2 separate regions of the Mus musculus genome follow, and region 2 is linked to region 1. Evidence: chromatin loops called from intact Hi-C (ENCODE). Cell type or tissue: left cerebral cortex. All regions are shown on one strand. Links, peaks and the distances in the headings refer to the core of each region. The heading gives the core; the rest is flanking DNA.

Region 1 (11,153 bases), core at 1,267-9,266:
GCTCCTGCTTCCCTGGAATGCCTTTCCCCTTGTCCCGGAGCTCCATGTGAACCTGAGAACGGAACTGCAGCTCCTCTGGGCACAAGTGACCTTCCCGAAGTTCTGCCAAGAACCTAGGGAGGGCAAAGACCCTGTTTTCTTGTGGGACAGGCTCACCCCTGCTAGGGAGAAAACTGGTTGCTTCTTGGGTGGCAGACAGATCCTGGGCATGATAATGGTTTGTGGCCTCTAAAGGACCATAGTTTTAAGTGTCATGGTGGGTGGAGGATAGGTTGTTAACTTGCCAAGCTGTTTGGGGATGTGGATATAGTCAAGCCAGCTAAGCAACATGGTGGCTATGGTGTCCTTGGGCTAGCCTACCGGATGCTGTATGTTTACTTGTAGTTTAGAATGGAAGTGAGTGTACCCTGGGACTGTGGCATGCGCTGCCATCCTTGTCAGACACCTGTCTTGGTTCCAGTTTGCTCAGGGTCATCTTGAGAATAAGGCAGCCGCAAGTCATAAGCTAGGGCTGAGCTATCATGCTTGATCCTAGCTGGGACTGACTGGAAATGCTCATCTACCAGAGGATAGGGTCTACTTGCTTAGAGATCAGACCTTCCATTAGGTACCAAATACTTAGCCATATATATGTATATGTGTGTGTGTGTGTGTATATGTGTGTGTGTGTGTGTATGTGTGTATATATATATATATATAATGCTTATGTTTATGTATATATGTGTATATAAGTACATATATGTATATAAGTATATATTTATAAGCATATAAGTATATGTAAGTATATATATATGCATGTGTGAATGTATGTATATATATAAATATGTATATGTATGTAGTTTTATATTAGACATGTTGTTTTAATTTCTTTTCCTATTGTTGTAATAAAATGCCCTGACAAAAGCAACATGCATGCACACATGCACACAAACACAAGTACAAAAAAACCTTTGCAAAAAAATCAAATTAACTTAAAAGATTTTATTCGACCCACATTTCACAGAGTAATCCATTTAAAAACATTAATGAGATATTTTAAATATTGTTTTCATAATAAACCTTTTAGGTCAGTGATCCATTCTTTGGACCCAGCAGACAACTATCTACACCTCTCTAAGATGCCTGGAACCTCATGTGTTCTTGTCCTGGTTCAGGGAGATGATCCCAAAGAAGAGAAGACATACTGACTTAGGAAGAAAACAGAGCACCGTCTTTAGACGCTGTTAATTGATTGATGAAACCTATTCTTCATTAATCTGAAGAATGTAAAAGGAATGTTTAGGACAGCCCAGGGAGGGACTCACTGTCTCTCTTGTTCTCCTTGTGAGTCCAGGATACTGATGGCATCAGATTATGTGACTGTTGTCACATGGATTGAACATAAGGATACATAGATTCTTACGTCGTCCACACTTGGAATAATGTGTTTTATAGGAAACGAGAGAGAGAGAGAGAGAGAGAGAGAGAGCGCCCATGTCTGAGTCTGTAGATCATGGAGTTTGATTCTATGCTGAGGTTCAACCAGACATGTGTGGTCTTGCCTTGGCTGAAGGCACAAGGATCAAATGGGAAATGGGTCTTGGCAGCTTCCTATCTTTGCATCCCAGGAAGTTCATGCTGATGGTGTAGGGAGGTAGCTCAGGTTAGTGGGTGCTTGCTTAGCACGCATGATGCCCTGGATTCATTCCCTGTCAGGGTGGAAAACCGGGCAGTTCAAGGTCGTCCTCAGCTACAAAGCTGGTTTGAGGCAGCCTGGGTAGCAGGAGACGAGCGCAAGAGAAAGGTCACGTTGATTTCCTACGGATTTCAAGGTAGCTGGCCTTTTGCTGGTGCTGGGTGACAGCCAAACGTTTCCATTTCTTAGAGTCGTTGTGCTGAGAGCCACAAGCAGTGGTAGAACATTTCGTTTAACTGACTGTGACATTTTCCCCCCCTTTCTTTTTGCTGTGTGTCCGTCCGGTGCCTCCAGCAGCCTGGTAGATTGCCAGAGGACTCCCCCTCACCTGGCCGAGGGAGTTCTCTCTAGCTCTTGTCCTCTGCAGTCTTGCCACTTCCATGCTTCGGAAAGGTAGACCTGTTTTTACAGAAGCTGTGATCTAATTCTAACTCCAATCACTTGCAATGAAAATTAACTCGCAGGATATAAAACAAATTTTGATCTAACACTTAAAATCAGTTGTGCTCACTAACCAACTTACTTATGAAAAAATACTTCCTTTCGTTTTAAGTTGTAAGTAGGCGATTAGACATGTTTATTTTAAAGATGTATTTACTTTGATATGCTTGAATGTGTGCCTGCATCATGTATGTCTGTGTACCACATGCATGCAGTGCCTGAGGAGGCCAGAAGAGGGCGGTGGGTCCCCCCAGAACTGAAGTTGGGAAGGATGGAGAGCTACCTTGTGGGTGCACTGGGAATTTAACCTAGAACCTCTGGAAGAGGAGCATGAGGTTTTTTTGTTTGTTTGTTTGTTTTTCCCGAGACAGGGTTTCTCTGTATAGCCCTGGCTGTCCTGGAACTCACTTTGTAGACCAGGCTGGCCTCGAACTCAGAAATCCGCCTGCCTCTGCCTCCGGAGAGGGCTGGGATCAAAGGCGTGCACCACCACGCCTGGTGAGCATGCATTCTTAAGCAATGAGCCCTGATTAGGCTTGCTTAGAATTCCTCAGATGGTCTGTCCTAGGTGCTGCTTGACTCTGTGAGTGGCCTTGAAAATCCGGACAAGGAGCTGGAGACTGAGAGACCATGTTTTCTGTGGTGGGGCAATTGACAGACAAGTCTCTGAGCTAATTTTAGAGCACCACTTTAGAATAGCCACTTACTATAAATATTTAAACAGCCTATTAGGCTTTCTGTATAATGGGTTCCCACAATCTCCACGGCATTTCTAGAGCAGAATTTAGAAGAACGGCTTAGGACCAGTCTTGGGGCATGGGCTTGTGTTTTTATCAGGGCCTCCCCCACATCCCCTCGGTATTGTTAATTTTGTGGACATTTCCTCATCTACTTTTGAAACTTTATAATCAAAGTAAGCACTGATTAATTTCTGTCTGGGGATCATAACTGTTACAATTTTATTTGACTTAAAATTTAAAAATTGATTTTACATTTAATTATAAGTACTGACTCCCCCTCTTCAAAGCACATATGTGCGCATTCATGTAGGTGGCTGTGTGCTTGTGTAAGTGACGTCTACAAGTGGACACTGGGTTCCCTAGAGTGGGAGTTAGAGGCAGCTGTGAGCAGCCTGTATGGGTACCGGGAATTCCAGTCCTCTGTAAGAACTGTTAACTCTCCTTAGTGTTCCACCTTCCCAGCTACCTCTCCAGTTCCCGTGTGGTGTGTATGGTGTAGGGTTCTATTGTAGAAGCTCTTTTTGTGTGTGTGTCTTGTCTGTATGGTGTAGGGTTCTATCGTAGAAGCTCTCACAATATGATTTACCAGGAGCCTCCTCCCCAGTCAGGCTAGACCATGAGGGTTGCCCTATGGTAGTGTGCTTTCATTGGGAAGATCAGTGGTCAGCGGGTGCCAAGGGAAGGGGGAAGCCCTTTGTGCCTCACTGTAAAACGAGGGTCAAAGAGCCTGAGGTCTGGCTTTATGGAAGCACCATACAAGGCCAGGCTAGCTATGTAGAAAATCTCTCAAATAGATACAAGTTCACTTGGCCACGGAGTTGTGTGCACTACGGGGCTCTTCTTTAACCAACAGGAAGTGCCATCTTGAGTTGGCAATGGGACTCAGATAAGTGAGATTTGGCACAGCCAGGGGAACGGATAGGGGCTGTAGAGAAGCCATTTCCTGCTTTGTGTGAAAGGGCTGCTATGTTCCTCTTGAGGGAAGTGGTGTGGGAGAATAAAAAGAAAGAGAACTATGACATTTCTTCCGGCCTTGTAGCTTGGTGTCTGTGAGAATCGTGGGTCTGCATTGATACTTTTGGCCCGTTAATTTGGCCGAACAGACATGAGACTTGGTTCAAATGTTAGAAGTAAAAATGTGTGCCGTGGAATGGAGGCGCGTCACTGTCACTTAGGAGCAGCACAGTGAGGTGACACAGAAAGCCTTTGTTTGATAGGTTCCTGGAGACAGCTGCCTGGTGATCCAGTGTAGTGAAGTTGGCACACAGGGTGTTTTCCTTGTTCTCAAAGCCAGTGTCTAAACCTGGGATACAGTGTCAGCTGGTCAGGACCCCTTTGCACCTGCTGGAGAGCTGGTGCTTGCTAGGAAAGTGAGAGCACGGGTGAGAAGCCTGTGTGTGACAAAGGACAGCAGTTTGTACCCAAGAACCCTTCCCCACTTTTGCTCTCTTTGCCCCTCTGATTGTTTCGCCTCTTCATCTCTGTCCTCCCCTGTCCTCCTCCTCTTCTCCGTCCTCCTCCTTCTCTCCTCCTCCTTTCTTTAGTTTATTGAGAATTTCCATTTCTGATTCTATCCCCCTCACCTCTCAAGTTATAGCTCCTTTTACTGTCCTTCAGTTTGGCTACAAGGCTGGCCACCTTGTTACCTTGTTAGAGGTGGTAAACAGTGACCTCTAGTGGCCAAAGGAAGGCTTGTCAGAGGGAACGGCCCCAGGGACGTATCTTCTGGGTTACTAGAACCTTTGACTCTGAGACAAAACCAAAGGTTTTTTATTTTTTACTTTGTTGTTTTGCTGCTGTTGTTGTTGTTTTCTGATTTTCCCCCCATTCAAATCATGGTTTTGTGTTTCCTTAAGTCCTTCAGGCTCCCGGCCCTCAACACCAAAAAGTGACTCTGAGCTGGTCAGTAAGTCTGCAGACAGGTTGACGCCAAAGAATAACCTGGAAATGCTCTGGCTGTGGGGTGAATTGCCACAGGCTGCAAAGGTAAGCCTTTGAATCTCAGTGTTACGGTGCATCGAGGGTGTGTAAGTTAGCTCCATCTGTGTGGAATTACCATCCCAGCTTTGTAAAGGGATGGACTCCCGGGGTGCTGACTCAGCAAGTGTGCCTCTGGGCAGGGTGTGGCTGTGTATTTTGAACAAAAGAACCTACACTGTATATCGCAAATATAATATAAAATATATATTAAATATAAAAATGCAAAGTCAGTAAAGAAGATAACGCAGCTTGTGTACAGACCCTAGCTTCTTTGCAGCCTTACTTCCCCAAGGCCCATGGTGGTTAGAGAGGTATCATGTCGTAGGAATGGAGCGGTGCAATCTGAGCCCCTTGGAAGAAATGCTGTTATCTAGGAAGGCTAGGCTCTCCTGTAGAGAGAAGCCACTGGGGCTGAGATGGGGGTGTGTGCGGTGTAAGGACGAGAAGAAGCCAGTGGACCGCAGTGTGCGAAGCTTGCAGCTCATCAGTGGGGAATAGTTCTAACATCTAGTTGGTGAGGTCTTGATCCTAAACCTTTGTACACCCCGGAGGAGATGGAGAAAACCTCCGTGTGGTAGAGGCCAGGAGGGTCTGGGAGGCGCATTGCCTTGGGTGTGAGTTCCCCACTGCACTTGACAGCAAGGTGATCTTGGACATGGGGAAGCCTGCATATCCTTATCAGTAAAATATATGAATAGACAGATAAGCTGAAAGAGATGGTGTGTGAAGTCACTTCCTCAAGTCTTCTCTAAAAAATATTTTGTAATGATGTACATGGTGTGCATTTGCATATAAATGCAAGCGCCCAAGGGGACCAGGAGCATTGATTCCCTGGAGCTGGAGTCCCAGGTAGTGTGCTATGATTAGGTAGCTTGGGCTACCAGATGTGGGTACTGGGAACCCAACTTACGAACCATCTCTCCAGCTCAGTATTCCCTTTCTTCCTTCTTGGGTGTGCCTCGGTTTCTCATCTTCTCACCCTGTAAAGTTCACATATACAGTTGGTAATATATATATATATACATATACATATACATATACATATACATATACATACACATATACATATACATATACATATACATACATACACACACACATATATATATACACACACATATACATACATATATATTTACATATACATTTATATATATATATAAATAAATCAGGCACACTTCCAAGAACACAGGATGACAGGATTTTGTTTCAAGACACTGTGCCTCATATTTCAGCGCATTACAGACATCTTAAATGATTTCATTTCCACCTTTAAGAATAAATCATAAAGGCTGGATATGGTGGTGCATTCTTGTAATCCCTACACTTGAGGGGGAGTCAGAGATAGGCCTGGTCTTGCAAGTTCTACATAGCAAGACCCTGTCTATGATATATCTAATACGTATGTATACACACACACACACACACACACACACACACACACACACACACACACACACACACACGTTTACATATACATTAAATCTATATCACAAGGTTCTTAGAGGATATTATGGTCCCTTGAAGTTCCGTTCAGTGCATGTAATGAGTGCATGAGTGAATGCAGAGAGTGGGTCTCTTGTGGCTGGTTATGGGTGGCTTCTTTCCCCTTCCAGGCTGTATTGCGCTTCTGTGGAGAGTTCTAATCTCTGTCTGTGAGCCTCAGGACTGGTCCAGCCAGCCATCCTAACACATCCCCCTCAGCAGTTGCTGGAGAGCTAGTGTGACAGTGCAGACCTGGCTGCTTCTGGCCAAGCAGCTCTAACTGCAGATCTACCTACCGTGGCCTGGTTCTGTCTGTGAGGGGCCCAGGGATATCAGCTAGGGAGGGCCTGCCTGTGCGCATCAGTTTTCGTTTGTCTTCCTTTTTTTGTAACTGCAGATGTCTGCATGGTAAATTCCCTCTGGTGCAAACTGATCACCACCATGTCTTCTCCAGTCCCATTTTTGGGGAGAAAGTTTAGTGAAATCTGATAGGTGTGTCTAGAGAGATGCAGGTTTTAAGTAAGCAGCTCTGTATTTGCACAGTGGGTGCATATCGATGCATCCTGATCCCAGGTCCCAGAGAGACTGCGCGTGGCCAGCAGCAGGGAGAGCCTTACCCGTTCTAGCTGCTGTCCATGCTGAGTGCCCACCCTCCTGCTCTGTGGTAACAGAGATTGCTCTTGCAGGATCCCTTCCCCACACTGTCCTGCATAGATGGGATGCATTTATTCTCATTTCTGAAGGATGTCCTACCGTGAGACCCACTTCCCGTGTGGGCGGGGGCTCCTGCTCTGCAGCAGGGATGGCCCCGTGAAGGTGCACACGAGGTAGATGGATCAGAGTTGTCATAGCCAGCAACAGTGTCCCTCCTCCTTGTCTTCGATTCAGTTTTGGACCCAAGTGTCCACAGCTCCCACCGTGCCATGCCACCCCTCCCAAAGACACTTGTGTGCTCTCTGGCTGCTCAGCCTTGGCAATGCAGGTGAAAACCTGGGACCCATGTGTTTGGGGCAGCATTTGCCACGAGAAAGAGAAGCTACCAGGGCCACGATGTTCTCTCTGCAAGCTTCGGAGATCCTGCTCTTGGGTTCTCTAGGCGGGTGCCACGGACTGTTAACTGACCTCCTGTTGTTTAACTTCCTAGCTTTTCTCTTTGCCTGGGCTTTCAGCATTCCTCAAAGCCCCCTTCCCTCTTTTGTCTCTCCTTCCTTAGTCCTCTTCTCCACACAAGATGAAAGAGTCCAGCCCCTTAGGGAGCCGGAAGACTCCTGATAAAATGAATTTTCAGGCCATTCACAGCGAGTCTTCAGATACTTTTAGTGACCAGTCGCCAACAATGGCCCGGGGACTGCTCATCCACCAGAGTAAGGCCCAGACGGAAATGCAGTTTGTGAACGAGGAGGATCTCGAGTCCTTGGGGGCGGCAGCCCCACCTTCACCCGTGGCCGAAGAGCTCAAGGCCCCATATCCCAACACCGCACAGTCGTCGAGCAAGACAGATTCCCCTTCCAGGAAGAAAGGTATGAAGCCGAGCATGGGGCTCCCCACGTACTTCCAGGCTGCACACCAGAGACACTCCAGCCTCATGCAAAGTTTCAAATATATCACAGAAGACCCAGGCCCACGGCATCTGTTGTGTTTAATCTTCAACCTGTGCTTTCTCGACTCGTGAGGAGATTGAGTGCCCCTTGTCCTAGTGTGAGGCCAGACATGCTTAGCAGTGTTAGAGATCCGTGGTTCCCAACCGTGACAGGGACAGTGATGTCTGACCAGCTTACACCGGTGCCAAGTAGTGATGACACAGCCTCACCCCAGTTAGCCAGGTAGCACTGTGCAGCACTGTGGGTTGGTATGGGCCAGCCACACAGTTCCCAGCATGAAGTGGAGAGGAAGTCTGTGAACACAGTGCCCCAGGACCCATCATGCAGCCATAGGGATGCTGTGTCTTAGAGTGTCAGCAGGGAAGTGTTCAGGCAAGGTTTTGTTGTCTGCAGCTATCAATTAAGGTAATCATAGCGACAGCTTTACTGTTGAGGGACTAAAACCCGTCAGGCCCTCTGTGGATGAGTGCTGTGATGTCACTCCCTCTGGGACGTGCAGAAGGGAGTTCTGCAGTGCACTTGTTGGCATCTCGGTGTGTGGCTCATGCGGGGAGGGGCACGGGGAAAGGGAGGGGACGGGGAGGCAGCCATGGTACTGCACTTTGGGCTCGGACGCTGTTCTTGGAGATGGAGCTCCTGAGTTGGTTTCTGGGCTAACACATTTCTGATCCATTCCATGTACTCTTTCAGATAAACGGAGCCGACACCTTGGAGCTGATGGTGTTTATCTGGACGACCTCACGGACATGGACCCTGAAGTGGCAGCCCTGTATTTCCCCAAGAAGTAAAAGTTCTTTTCATTGCTCAGACTACTTTATTTTTAGACTGGATTCAAGTCTAGGGTATCCTTGAATCGTGGTGGTCCTGCTGCCTCAACTTCTTGAGGGCTTGCATTGCAGGGTTGAGCTATCATATCACTATCTGTCATAATGGATGATACCATTTTTTGTAGTCTGAGAAGGGCCAGTTTAAGACACTCTCTCTCTCTCTCTCTCTCTCTCTCTCTCTCTCTCTCTCTCTCTGTGTGTGTGTGTGTGTGTGTGTGTGTGTAGGGACATGTGGCTGCCCTGTACCCTCTCTACAGGAATGTGAGTTCAAGGCTATTCCATGAAGGAGCCTGAGTCTGGGTTGCAGTGAGCAGTGGCCCACCATCTAAGTGAGTGAGTGAGAGAGAGAGAGACAGAGAGAGACAGAGAGAGACAGAGAGAGACAGAGAGAGGGTCCCTTTGGATATAAGGAGAGCCAGTGCTCTGGTGGGTAACAGTGGCCTCTCACACACACACTTTCACTGAGGTTTGGAGTATCACAGGAGAATGTGACAGGCCCTCCTGAGCCAGCCTTTACTTTGACGTCTATTCCGATGTGTTGATGGCAAAGCTGCCCTGAGGTGGTAGGTAGCAATTGCTCCTTTTTGGTGCAGCTGTCTGGAGGGTCATTTGGTATAATAGTCAGAGTGAGGAAGGCGGGATGCTCAGGACAGCTTCTCTCTCCTTTCAGTGGGGATCCTGGTGGGCTCCCCAAACAAGCCAGTGACAACGGAGCCAGGTCAGCCAACCAGTCACCACAGTCTGTGGGAGGCTCGGGCATCGACAGTGGTGTGGAGAGCACCTCCGACAGCCTGAGGGACCTGCCATCCATCGCCATCTCCCTCTGCGGTGGCCTCAGTGACCACAGAGAGATCACCAAAGGTACTAGGCTGTATGGGACAGCACCCTCTTGTGGCCACTGGTCAGAAGATCCGGGAGCTGAGAACTCTAGGATCAGTTCTCCAGCTCCTGGGTGAGCTGGAGAGAAAGAGGAAGGTTCACCGGTCTCTGGCCCCACACGAGTCTGGTTACAGTTAGAATTTTGTCAGGGTGCAAGGGCCTTTAGGCAGCAAGAAGGCTGTTGGGGCTGTTTATTCTCAGAGATGATCGTGAGCACAAGTGGGTGTCCCCTGTGTCCAGGGCCAGCCCTGAAGAGTGTTCAAGGCAATCCTGTTGGGGGACAGCGTAGGGGTCACATCAGTAGCTCTGTAATGTTGGGAGTGTGTGTGAAATCTCAGGTCCTAGAGGAGGGAGAGGGCGGTTGAGTCAGTTTGGGGAATTCTGGAAATGTTCCCCTCCTGGGTTCCAGAGGCTGCACTACTAGTAGGGCCTTAGTGATTTACGCACACCGTCTGCCATACTGGAAAGAAAGGTCTGGGCACCCCATGATAGGCCCAAGGCATGGCCCCACTGGGCAGGGAAGGTGAAGGAAGTCAGTGTCTTCAGCCAGACCCTCAGAGGCTCTCTGGGCCTTCTGCTCCCATAGCATTCCCACCTGGAGGGCCTGCCCTGAGCTTGGGGAGGCTGGCACCTCCAAGGATGAGCGAGAATGAGCGTGGTCAGCAGCAGGCCCTACAGGGCTCGAGCTCCCGCACTTGGCATAGGTGACAGTCATTGGCCGTGCAGCTGCCAACACTGCCCAAGGCCTCACTTTGGGCAGGATGCCGAGTGCCATCCTCCCTCACTTAAAGGACCATGATGCACATGCTAAGGGCACGGTCTCTGAGGCCTGGGAGTTCAGTCACTTGTCTCAGGTTACCACAGCGAAAGTGACTCAAGCTGGCATCCCTGGTAAACATTCTCCGCTTCTACATGCCGGCTCCACTCCCATGTTTGTTGATATCTTAATACCCCCTCCCCCCAATTAAAACATCAAGCCGGGCTCCCTCTTTCCTGTTGTATTTTGTAGGATTTGTAGGACTGTCTGTAGTGCTGTTTGTAACCTCCCAGGGAAACAACATGGGGATGAGTCTGCTGAAAATTGGCCTGTTTCTTTAAGAAACACATTTTGTGATTCCCCCCTCCTGTCCTACCGTTGCTACCACAGATGCATTTTTGGAACAAGCCGTGTCATATCAGCAATTTGCCGACAACCCTGCTATCATCGATGACCCCAACCTCGTGGTCAAGGTTGGCAATAAGTGAGTTCTTGTTGACAGTGGCACCGTGTCAGGCCTTCCGTCAGGCCTTAACAAAGTCTTTGTTAAACTTAACTGTTGCCCTTTATCATTTGGAAAATTTTATGTTCCCATGCAGCTGCTGGGTTGAGATTATTGCGAGTCTTGGGGAGTGTGTGTGTGTGTGTGTGTGTGTGTGTGTGTGTGTCGGTGTCTGTCGGTGTGTGCACGTGTATGTGTGTGTGTGTTTTATGTAAGTAAATATGTGTGGTGTGTATATATGGTGTGTCTGTGCATGTGTCATATGT
Region 2 (11,153 bases), core at 1,982-9,981, 67 kb before region 1:
AGATGGCACAACTTTCGATGTCTAATTGTTTCCTCTAGGTCAGTGGTTCACAACCTCCCTAATGCTATCGGGGGGGGGGGAACCCTCAACCATAAAATTATTTTCATAACTGGAGTTCTGATACTGTTAGGAACTGTAACACAAATATCACCGTTTTTCCAAGGGTCTTAGGTGAGTCCTGTGAGGGGGTCATGACCCACAGGTTGAGAACCACTGCTCTGGCTAGAGAACACAGGGTACCCCGGCTTTAGAACCCATAGTCCCTGGATGAAATACTGCTCTGCTGCCTCTAAACAAAGCTACTGTCCTTGACACAACTGTTTTGGGGGCTCCGGTGGTCTTGGGTTTTTTAATCTTTCAAATTGGGGTGTGGTGATGTGTCTATAATACCGACACTTGGGAAGCTGGAGCAGAAGGATCATGAGTTGAGCCAGCCCGGTTTACATATGGAGGTCTCGTCTCCAAAACAAAGCAAAACAAGTCAGAAAGCATGGTGCTAGGAGTCTGTATTCCTTGTCCTAGGGTGAATGAGGTGATGTTGGCGAGGAGTCTGATGGTTACTATTTCGTCTTAGAAAAGATTTTGTTTTTAAGGTTGTAGAAAAAACTTCTCATGAAAAACTGTATCAGAAGAAGCTGAGAGGAAAGCATGAACCGGTGGAAAGTTCCACAAGCCCCGCAAAGCTTGTGAACTCCAGGCAGGTCTCAGGCTCACGCTGACCTCACTGGTGACCCTGGGTCCCTCCAGTTGCTGGAGCTTCAACCTCCAATGCTCGCTAGTGCCAAGAATGATGCTGACGTAGGCAGGAGAGTCTGCTGGAGCAAGGGCCAGGCCAGGAGTGGATGGCTCTCCAACCTTTTTTTTTTTTTTGATCTTGATTTTTACAAAAGGGACCAGGGTGACTCAGAGTTGGATAGTTGTGGGGATGAGCCAAGGTTTCAGTACTGCACCCCCCCAGAGAAGTTAACATCCTGGAGGCATCCTCATGTCTTTCACTTTGCAGCCATGGCTGCCATTCTTTTTGGCATGGAGTAGCAGACGCCAGCCTTCCCATGAAAGCCCCCTTCACAGCCACACCAGGGGCTCTGCTTTGCTTCGCTGCCTTGTTAGACTTCTCGGGCCTCGCCTGTTTCTTATTTGTCCCCTCCCCTACCTTCTCCTCAAGGGCAGCCCTTTATAGGAGTGATCTCGGGCAGTGGTTCTCAACCTTCTTAATGCTGCAACCCTTTAATACAGTTCTTCACGCGGTGGTGGCCCCTAGCCGTAACGTTATTTTCATTGCTATTTTATACCTGTAATTTTGGTACTGTTGTACACTGTAACATAACTATCTGTGTTTTCTGATGGTCCAGGCCACCCAGGTGAAAGGGTTGTTTGATTCCCAAAGGGGTCTCACCCTCAGCTTAGAGCCATTGATGATCTAGGTGATTCTGAATAAGGCTCTGGTGGTCTGGCTCAGAACTAGCCTCTAGAGGGCGGTGTCACAAGATTCTCAGGCCGGGTCTTGCTGAGGGAACTCATTTATTCTTCAGTAAGGAATGGCCATCTTTAACAAATGAAACATGAATCAATACCTAAAACAACTTCAGCTAACAATAAGAGTTTTATTGAACTTCTTAAATGAATTCTCTTCATCTAAGAATGAAGTGGTTTAAACTGGTTCAAAATGAAAAGGGTGGGGGAGGGGAGACTTGGCTCGTCTGTTCTTTTACCGGATTTGACCTCAGCAGAAACCAAGTTTATTAATAGCCATCTGATAGACACTTTGCAGTGGCTGGTGAAGCGAGCCGAGCTCGAGTGTCTAGCTTTTACACAGTTAGAAATGGCCATGGCGTCAGTACATGGAGAGAGAGAACGTGCGTCAACATGAATGTAAGCCATCAATTTGGGAAACAGCATTTTGCAGACATGAGTTATTCTTGGGTTTTTGGTGATCCAGAGCGCTTTAAAGTGATGTATCTGGTTTATTATTGTGTACTGTGTAAACGTTCACGTTGGGTACTATATCTGCCATTTTCCATATTTTGCTCTATCCCTGCCTAAGAATCCAACAGTGGGGCCAGGCAAGAGGGCTTCATGCATAAAGGCACTTGCTGCCAAACTTGATTATCTGCATTTATTTCTCTAGGCTCACGTGGTGGAAGGGGAGACCTGACTCCTGAAAGTGTCCTCTGACCTCAGCCCCTAATGTGCACCATGTAATAGTAAATAAAAATGTAAAACACACACACAGACACACACAGACAGACAGACACACACACACAGACACACAGAGAGACACACACATACAGACACACACACACAGACACACACACAGACACACACACACACAGACACACACACATACACACAGACACATGCACACACACACTCACACAGACACACATAGACAGACAGACACACACACACAGACACACACACAGACACACACACAAACACACACACAGACACACACACATACACACAGACACATGCACACACACACTCACACAGACACACAGACACATACACATACACACACACACACACACACACACACAGACACAGAGAGAGAGAGAGAGACCCTACAATGACAATTAGTCACACACAGATGACCTGAGAGAGTTTTATTAGTATTTCATTTGTGTGTGTGTGCGCATGCACGCACCCCTCTGTCTGTCTGTCTCTCTCTCAGCTGTCTCATCTGGCAGCCATGCTGTTTCCATGGAGGGTCACCTATTTCCAAAGACTCTGCTCTCTCTACTAGAGATGCTGCCTTCCTGTTTCTCTCTGCACGTGAAGCATGGGACCTGACTTTCATGTGTGCTAATTCTCCAGCCTGAGTTAGAGATCTAATGTCTCTGAAGTGATGGTCATTTTCTGCTGACCCTAGCAGGAGCCTTCTTAGGGGGTGATAGCAGATGGGGTGTGCACATGAAGAGCCGCAGGAGAGTGACTTTTCGGGGATCCCATTTCTGGAAATTCCCACAGGAAGGAAGACTTGAAATAGGACATTAGTCTTGAGTGCTGACTATGGGTGTGGCCTGCTTGGTCATCATGCTTTATAGGCAGAGCTGGGCATCTTCTGCTCATGTCAGCCCTGGACAGTCAGGACTGCTCACAGAGCAGCCAGATGATGTAGAATCTGAGTGTATAGAACAGGCAGCCCTGTTTTCTTACAGCTCTGGTGATGACGCCTGGCCAGGGCTGGAAAGGATTATTCTAATTACACCGAGTTCTTGTGAGAAATGAAGTCTGACTTTCTGTAGTGTCAGAATTACACTCTGTGTTTTGACTTGCTGGTGCTTCCGAGAACCAGTGGTGTGTGTGTGTGTGTGTGTGTGTGTGTGTGTGTGTGTGTGAGAGAGAGAGAGAGAGAGAGAGAGAGAGAGAGAGAGAGAGAGAGAGAGAGACAGAGACAGAGAGATAGAGAGAGAGAGAGAGACAGAGACAGACAGAGACAGACAGAGACAGACAGAGACAGACAGAGAGACAGAGACAGACAGAGGCACACACAGACAGAGGCACACACAGAGGAAAAGGGAGGGAGCGCGGTAAGTTGGCTATTGGGGGCTAGTGGGATGGCTCAGTAGATAAAGCCCCTTGCCACCAGTCTAACAATCTCAGCTCAGTCTGAGCAGGCTCCGGCAAGTCATACTCTGCTCTTTTCATGTGCACTGTGGCATGTGCACATGTATAATAAGTAAGTAGAAAACTGACATAAAATATTTTAAAATTTTATTTCATGTGTACGGGTGTTCCACCTGCATGTTTGTCTATGTACCATACGAACGCCGGTGGAGGTGCCTGAAGAGGACACCGAATCTTCTGAAACTGGAGTCACAGAAAAGTACCAGTCACTGTCTGCAGGCCTGTGGCTTGCTCAACCACATCCAACTCTTTACATTCTTTTCAAAAACTATGTATCTATTTGTGTGTGTGTGTGTGTGTATGTGTGTGTGTATGTGTGTGTGTGTGTATGTGTGTGTGTGTGTGTGTGTGTGTGTATGTGTGTGTGTGTGTATGTGTGTGTGTGTGTATGTGTGTGTGTGTGTATGTGTGTGTGTGTATGTGTGTGTGTGTGTATGTGTGTGTGTGTATGTGTGTGTGTGTGTATGTGTGTGTGTGTGTATGTGTGTGTGTGTATGTGTGTGTGTGTGTGTGTGTGTGTGTGTGTGTGTGTGTGTGTGTGTAGGGGAAGGGGCATCATGTGTCATGGTACACACTTGGAAGTCAGGGATTGAGCTTGGGTTGTCAGAATTGGCAGCAAGCACCTTTCCCCACGAAGCCATCTTGCTAACCCTCTCTTTACATCTCTGATCTGATTTCGGCTGGCTTCTGCAAACACCCTCTTTGTAAGCCTGTGTCTTTTCTCTATGACGTAATTTTTCTTCCACCTATTTACATACCAGGGGGTTAAGATGATTTGAAGAACCAATTCATGATGTCATCTTGGCCATAAGCTACAAACATGCTTTCTGTCCTAGCTCAACATTGCTAAAATGTTTAAGAGAGGGTAAGACTAGAGCCACCAGTGTACCATTTGAAGCCTCCATCTGAACCATCCTCCCTTTCCTGGATAGAGTGGTTTATCTAGCTCAGTACATGAGCCCCCACCACCCACAAGCCCTCTCATCTGCCCTGTTGGGCCTCATGGAAGATTTTTATCAAATGCCTTACTGGAGCCTTTTTGACCACGTGTGTAGAAAGCACGTGTGTCCTTGGGTGCCTGTGCCTGCTCTTCTCCACCTGACACCCCAAGTTCTCCGTGGGAAAGGAAAACTTGCTTCAGCACAGCTCTTCCCAATGATGCCTTCTTACAGGAGTTAATGTCCCTCGTTTTCCAGTGCTAAGAACGACTCACTGGAAGGCATTTGGGATACAATCCACTCCCTGACGCCTGGGTTTCCTAGAAGAATACTGAAGTGTTCAAAGCAAAGAGGTGTGTCCTGCTGCTTACCTGGGCCAGTCAGAGCTTTGACCTTCTGTGAAAGTGCCACTCCAGAGGCTGGTGTTTTTCCCTCCGCTTTGCTTTGGCTCTGGTGCATCCTTGCTGTGTGATGTCGGTGAGTCACTCTGCTCGCAAGCAGCCTTATTTGAAAGTCCAGCTGCTGTGGGACTTGCAAAGCAATGAGTGATTCCCAAATAGCAGAGTCACTGGCAGCTCTGACAAGTCCCTGCATTACTGTAGGTCATCTGGGTCTAAGTCGGGTGTTGCCAGGTTCTTGGCTTCTCACCTAAAGAACTGAAAATATGGGGTCACAGATTTGTAAAAGGAACAATATAATTTCATTTGAGAAATGATAGTGCCGATTGTAGAGGGACCCACTACCAAGATTGACAGTGGGCCATGAGTCTGGAGGAAGGGGGGCAATTTACTCAGGAGAGTTGTGGATGGATCCTTGTGTTGAGTGGTCACATATTCATTTTCCCACTGTGCATGTCTCTTCCCATAATGCATTTAGTTTTAATCATATGCACACCCAATTATACATATGCATACGATGGCACAAGGTGGACATAGTTTTGCTTTACTGCACATGCATCCTAAACCAGTTCACACCAGATTGGCCTTTCTGTTCTTCATACCTGGACAATATGGGAACGGGAACATACTTGGATAGCAACTATCTAAATTTGATTGTTACTAGGGGCAGAGAAGTATACTATTGTTTCCTAGTGTAGGTGGAGAGAACCAGGTGGTTGCTGGGTGTGTTATTTGGAGAGGAGTACGTGTGCATAGTCTGTAAACCCAGGAGAAGAAACTAAGTTGCCAAGCGCATTATTGTAAGGTGTGTGTGTGTGCGTGCACACACGCATGCCTGTGTGTATCACAAACCAAATAGTTTCAGGCTTAATGATCTCCTAGGCTTTGCCTGGTTCCCGTCGGCTCATCTGCTTGCTATTGGTAGCTGATAAGCAGGGATTGGGAGTGTACAATGCTATCGAAACCTTTAGCTGATTCTGGTGAAAAAAACAGGATTAGTCTTTGTACCATAAACTTTGTGAAGTGTTCAGCAGTGATTGGAGCTTCCTGTAAGTGTCTTACGAATGCTTCCTCCCCAACTCCCAGAGCTCATGCCTCCTTCCAAACTTTCCTCCAAGGGACATGAGACTAGGGTTGCTGGAATTGGATCACAGAGTACTGCAGGACAGGCTTTGTTCAGGCTCCTTTCTATAGATGTCTTCCTTTGAAAATCGTCATCAGAAAGTGAGACACTGCAGCCTCAGGTACCTTTTGTTAAATTCCAAGCCACAGAGACAAACGGGATTCTGAGATCCCCCTGAGATACTGAGAATTCGATGCAGTCTGAGAGTAGCTGAAGTCAGGAAGATATGTTGTCTGAGGACAGGAATCAGCTTTCCCCATACACATAATCATAGAGACTTTGTCTGGACTGGGTCAGAGTGGATCTTCCAGGTGGTGGGGATGGATGCTTTGTGCACAGTAGGTGGCGCTGGAGAGTCGGAGAACTAGATAAAAGCCTCACAGAGGGGTCCCAAAGGCATTAGAAGTCAGTAAACTCAGCATTTGGGAGGTGAAGGCTGGAGGATCAGGAGTTCAAAGTTACCCTGGGCTACATATCTAGTTTGAGATCAGCCTAGTCTACACAAGACCCTGTTTAAGTGGAAAGAGTCCGGTAAGAGTGTCCAAAATGTGGGCTTGTCCTTTTCCCACTGAGTCAACGAGTCAGTTTGGCACAGCATTTTGGAGCTCTTGAAATAAGAATTGATTTTTGTAGGTTGTGGAGAACGGTTTCTCTGAGCAGATAAGGAAGTCGAGGGGAGGTTAAGCAATGTGTTCAGATGGTCCTCAACTATCACGTGATCTACCCCGTGACCAGTACAGGGTTTGCAGAGCCCTCCAACTCGGTGTCAATGCCATCTCTGGGAACTCCCCCTTCCCTTGGCTCTTGAGAGCTGAGCTCAGCCTCTGCGAGCCCTCTCCCCGCGGGCATCTCTGTTTCCTCAGATATTCTGTAACATATGGCACAGCGGCTCTGGGACTCTGGTCTGGCTTCATTCGACAGTGTGTGTGTGTGGTGTGTGTGTGGTGTGTGTGTGGTGTGTGTGTGGTGTGTGTGTGGGGGGGGGCACGGGGACAGGGCACAGTGTGCATGCAATGCGAAGGAGACAGGGCCATGGTTCTTGGAGTACCTCATCAGCCACTGAGGATAGGACTGAATATATAATATGCATGTATAGCTTTTGAAATTTTGTTTTTAAAATATATATACACTCTTTTCATATGTACCCACTATAAGGAGAAAACAGTCAATTATTTTCTCAGTAGATTTCAGTGACAGTCTATATGAGCTATTATAGGACATTGTTATTTTATTAATTACCATGATTATCATTATTGTGGCGCTGGAGTGTAAGCCTATGGCCTCACACATGCCTGGCAAGCATCCTACCACTAAGATATACCCCAAAACCCAAATCAGGATCTTAGCCCCATGGTCCAAGGCAATCACCAGGCTGTGCTTTGCCCACTTCGGTCACCCAGTTATGTTTACTGAGAGCAGTTAGGTGCCTGCTCCTCTGCTGGAGATTTGTGAGCAATTCTGGCCCACACAGCCTAAACCCAGACTAAAGTCTAGCCTTCCTGGACCTCCCATCCTGGACAGTCTTATAAACAAACAGTGAAAGCAAAACATTGTGTGCTGTGCTATATGAGAGGGAAAACAGAGCAGAGTGTAGGGCCCGGACTCTGAGTCGGGAGGGAGGACGGCAGCAACACGGGGCTCACTGGGAAGACGCCATTGGAGCAAAGACTTGAAGGGGACCAGAGGAACTGACACTGAGTTTGGGGATAAGTGCTCCAGATAGGTGATTTGCTAGGACCCAGGAAGGATGGACAGGAGACCGTTTGTATTTTATATTACATGGGGACATTTATACCGTGTATTGCAGAAAGGGATGTCCCACACATACAGGCCACTGATAGCTTAGCAGGCATGAACTGCTAATGGCTTCTTCTGAGCTGACTGTTCAGCCCAGGTGACCGTGAAAGAGCACAAGGCTGACATCAGGGAACACTAACTAGGTTGAACATCTAAAATTTTCTTATATTTATTTTGGGTGTGGGTGGTACATACAATGCTTGTGTGTGCCTTGGCATGTGTGTGTTTGTGTGTGTATACCTTGGCATGTGTGTGTGCATGTGCTTGTGTGTGCCTTGGCATGTGTGTGTTTGTGTGTATATATCTTGGCATGTGTGTGTGCATGTGCTTGTGTGTGCCTTAGCATGTGTGTGTTTGTGTGTGTATACCTTGGCATGTATGTGTGCATGTGCTAGTGTGTGCCTTGGCATGTGTGTGTTTGTGTGTGTATACCTTGGCATGTGTGTGTGCATGTGCTTGTGTGTGCCTTAGCATGTGTGTGTTTGTGTGTGTATACCTTGGCATGTATGTGTGCATGTGCTAGTGTGTGCCTTGGCATGTGTGTGTTTGTGTGTGTATACTTTGGCATGTGTGTGTGCATGTGCTTGTGTGTGTCTTGGCATGTGTGTGTTTGTGTGTGTATACCTTGGCATGTGTGTGTGCATGTGCTTGTGTGTGCCTTGGCATGTGTGTGTTTGTGTGTGTATACCTTGGCATGTATGTGTGCATGTGCTTGTGTGTGCCTTGGCATGTGTGTGTTTGTGTGTGTATACCTTGGCATGTATGTGTGCATGTGCTTGTGTGTGCCTTGGCATGTGTGTGTTTGTGTGTGTATATCTTGGCATGTATGTGTGCATGTGCTTGTGTGTGCCTTGGCATGTGTGTGTTTGTGTGTGTATACCTTGGCATGTATGTGTGCATGTGCTTGTGTGTGCCTTGGCCTGTGTGTGTGTATGTGGGGGGGGGGTGGTCAGAGGACAACTTGGGAGAGTTGGTTTCTTCTTCCACCACGTGGGTTGTAGGGATTGATGTTAGACCGTTGGGAGCCTGTACCTGATTGGCCAACTCACTTGACCCACATTCAACATTTTAAACTGTGCCAGAGTCCAGATCTCCAGATGATGAGGGAGAAGTGTAGGAAATGAGGGAGACATAGCTATCCTGAACTTCAGGGAGAAGCTGACCAGCTGACTGGAGAGGCTACGACTGAACTCTGGGATGACTGTCTTTCTACCTCTCCTACAATGCCTGCTGTCTGGAGAGGAGGTGGAAGGCAGAATGGACTAGCCAGCTCTCTAGATAAAACATGACTTTGTTATTTCTCTCTCATTGTTCCGCTCACATAATCACCACCTCAAAGTCCCAGGAGCATTTTGGCACTGGTATGGGTAGGTGCTCCTTTGAGGCTGCCTTTTGCCCATTTTATCCTTGGATCTTCCTTACCTTGCCTCTCTGATCTACTCTCTGACCCCACCACACACACACTTGTGGTTTCCGAACCACAAGTCTTATTTCCCCAAATGCTGATATCCCCCTGGGAGTAGATATTATCTCTATCGTACTGCTGAGGAGTTGGAGGCACACATTCTGTGGTTTGCCTTTGGGCACAGAGAGATGATGGCACCTTTTTTTTTTTTTTAAAAGCAGAGCACATTTCAATTATTACCCAGAGTCACAGTGTTCAGATTTTTTTGTTGTTGTTGGTTGTAAAGAGAACATGGTGGCTCAAGGTACTTACAAAGAACTGGCTTCGAGTTCAGAATAACCTTGCACAGAGGTGGATGCTGGGAACATGTATTGAGCAGCTCTGTCTTTGGAACAACTCCTATCCTATTGGGAATGGGAGCCGGGATGGAGAAACAGCTGGCCTTGGGAAAGGTCATTTTGATTCTGCAGGTCATGAAATGTGAGAGAAAAACAAACAAACAAACAACCCACCCTAACCAAAACAAAACAAAAATACAAAATCTCAGAGTGATGTCCTTAGGTGGTTCTGCAAGTCCTTACTAGTGCGTGAGCACCTGGAGTTTGTCCTTCCCACCTCACCCTGGCTCTTTCCTCCCATCTTACAGGGCTGGGGAACAAGCTCTACCTCATCCTACTCAAAGGAAAATGAGTTCAAGAATAGGTCTTCTGAGGACAACTATTGAGGGAAGGAAGACAGGCCTGATTTGTCATGCACCTGGGCTTTGGGTGGCTTCCCAGGCCAGGCAGGCAAGGCTGTGGCCTTGGAGTTTTGCTCTGTGCAGGACTGACTGTGCCCTTATTTTCTCCCAAGCTACAGAACCCTCTTGAAGCTAAAATCCTGCCCAGCTCCTGGCTTTTCAGAGATGTGAGAGTCTGTCTTTTCAGGTAGCTCATCCTTATATGCAGCAAGACCTAACCAGGGCTGGTGTGACGGTGTTGGGGGCTGGGGGTTGGGGCAGTCATGACGGCTGGCTGCCTTGGCAGGGACCCAGTTGACTGTGGATAGCTTCGTTCATGCTTGGTAATGTCACCAGGGCAGTCTCGGGAGGCCAGAGGCTTTCAGAGGAGGAACTGGATGTTCTAGAGGCCAAAGGGCTTTGTCTGAGTTATTTATTTAAAACTTCTCTCCTGTTCATGGTTGCAAGAACTGGCTGCCGTGCACCTACCTCTTCTAAGAAATGTAAGAACAGTCCAGGCACCTCCAGGACAGTATCTAGGTGCTCATGTTGTCAGAAACAGTGATTTCTCCACACTTGGGGCTGCTGTTTCTATTGATAAGCTTTTGCTTTTGAGTTGATGATGTAGAGTCAGATGTCACAGTTGTCAGTGGCCCAGTGCCATACAGCCGCACTGTGACCATTGACTGACTTCTTTCCTCCCACTCCAAGTGCCATGTTCTTTAGCAGCTGGCAGTTCTTCCAAAGAGGAGCTCTGCTCTCTGCATGTGCAAACCTGCTCAGCTGGAACCCATTGTGCTGTGAGCAAGGTCAAGGCTTTGCGTTTTGTAAGCAGAAGGCTTACTATGACAGTGAAGGTACCCAAGGTAGATGCCAGATGTGATATCAGCCCCTCTCCCAGACACTTCCCACTGTGAGGCCAAGTCCACAGACGCTGGATTTGCATGCAAAATGTTGTGTTATTACAGTAGCAAGGATCCGGAATCAACCCAGACGCCCATCACCAACAAATAGATAATGGTATTTATACATATACACAATGTTTGTTTGTTTGTTTGTTTATGTTTGTTTATGTTTGTTTATGTTTGTTTTTGAGACAGGGTGTCACTACATAGCTTTGGCTGTCCTGGAACTCATGCTGTAG

What was found. A loop is a pair of places that touch in the nucleus more often than their neighbours do. Peaks named below come from ENCODE experiments on the same cell type or tissue, not always from the same donor. Only the 100,000 strongest peaks of a DNase experiment are listed, where the experiment ranks them.
Region 2: it touches region 1 in a loop (10-fold over the local background); 34 of 42 quality-filtered maps call a loop at or near these places.

What each region holds. Positions count from the first base shown.
Region 1 is chr12:16,562,079-16,573,231 of GRCm38, reverse strand. Lpin1 (lipin 1) reads left to right here. Exons shown (of 21, transcript NM_015763.4): 6 at 1,970-2,068; 7 at 4,713-4,842; 8 at 7,535-7,841; 9 at 8,613-8,706; 10 at 9,420-9,610; 11 at 10,776-10,869. Among named protein-coding and RNA genes, the nearest start is that of Lpin1, 22 kb to the left of the region's middle. In left cerebral cortex, for the core only: CTCF peaks have their summits at 2,330 (motif pointing right) and 4,536 (motif pointing left); DNase peaks (open chromatin) are centred at 3,331, 3,798, 4,092 and 4,530; H3K27ac peaks cover 194 bases.
Region 2 is chr12:16,629,885-16,641,037 of GRCm38, reverse strand. It overlaps a transcript of Lpin1 not described here. Among named protein-coding and RNA genes, the nearest start is that of Ntsr2, 18 kb to the left of the region's middle. In left cerebral cortex, for the core only: a CTCF peak has its summit at 6,420 (motif pointing right); DNase peaks (open chromatin) are centred at 5,057 and 6,435.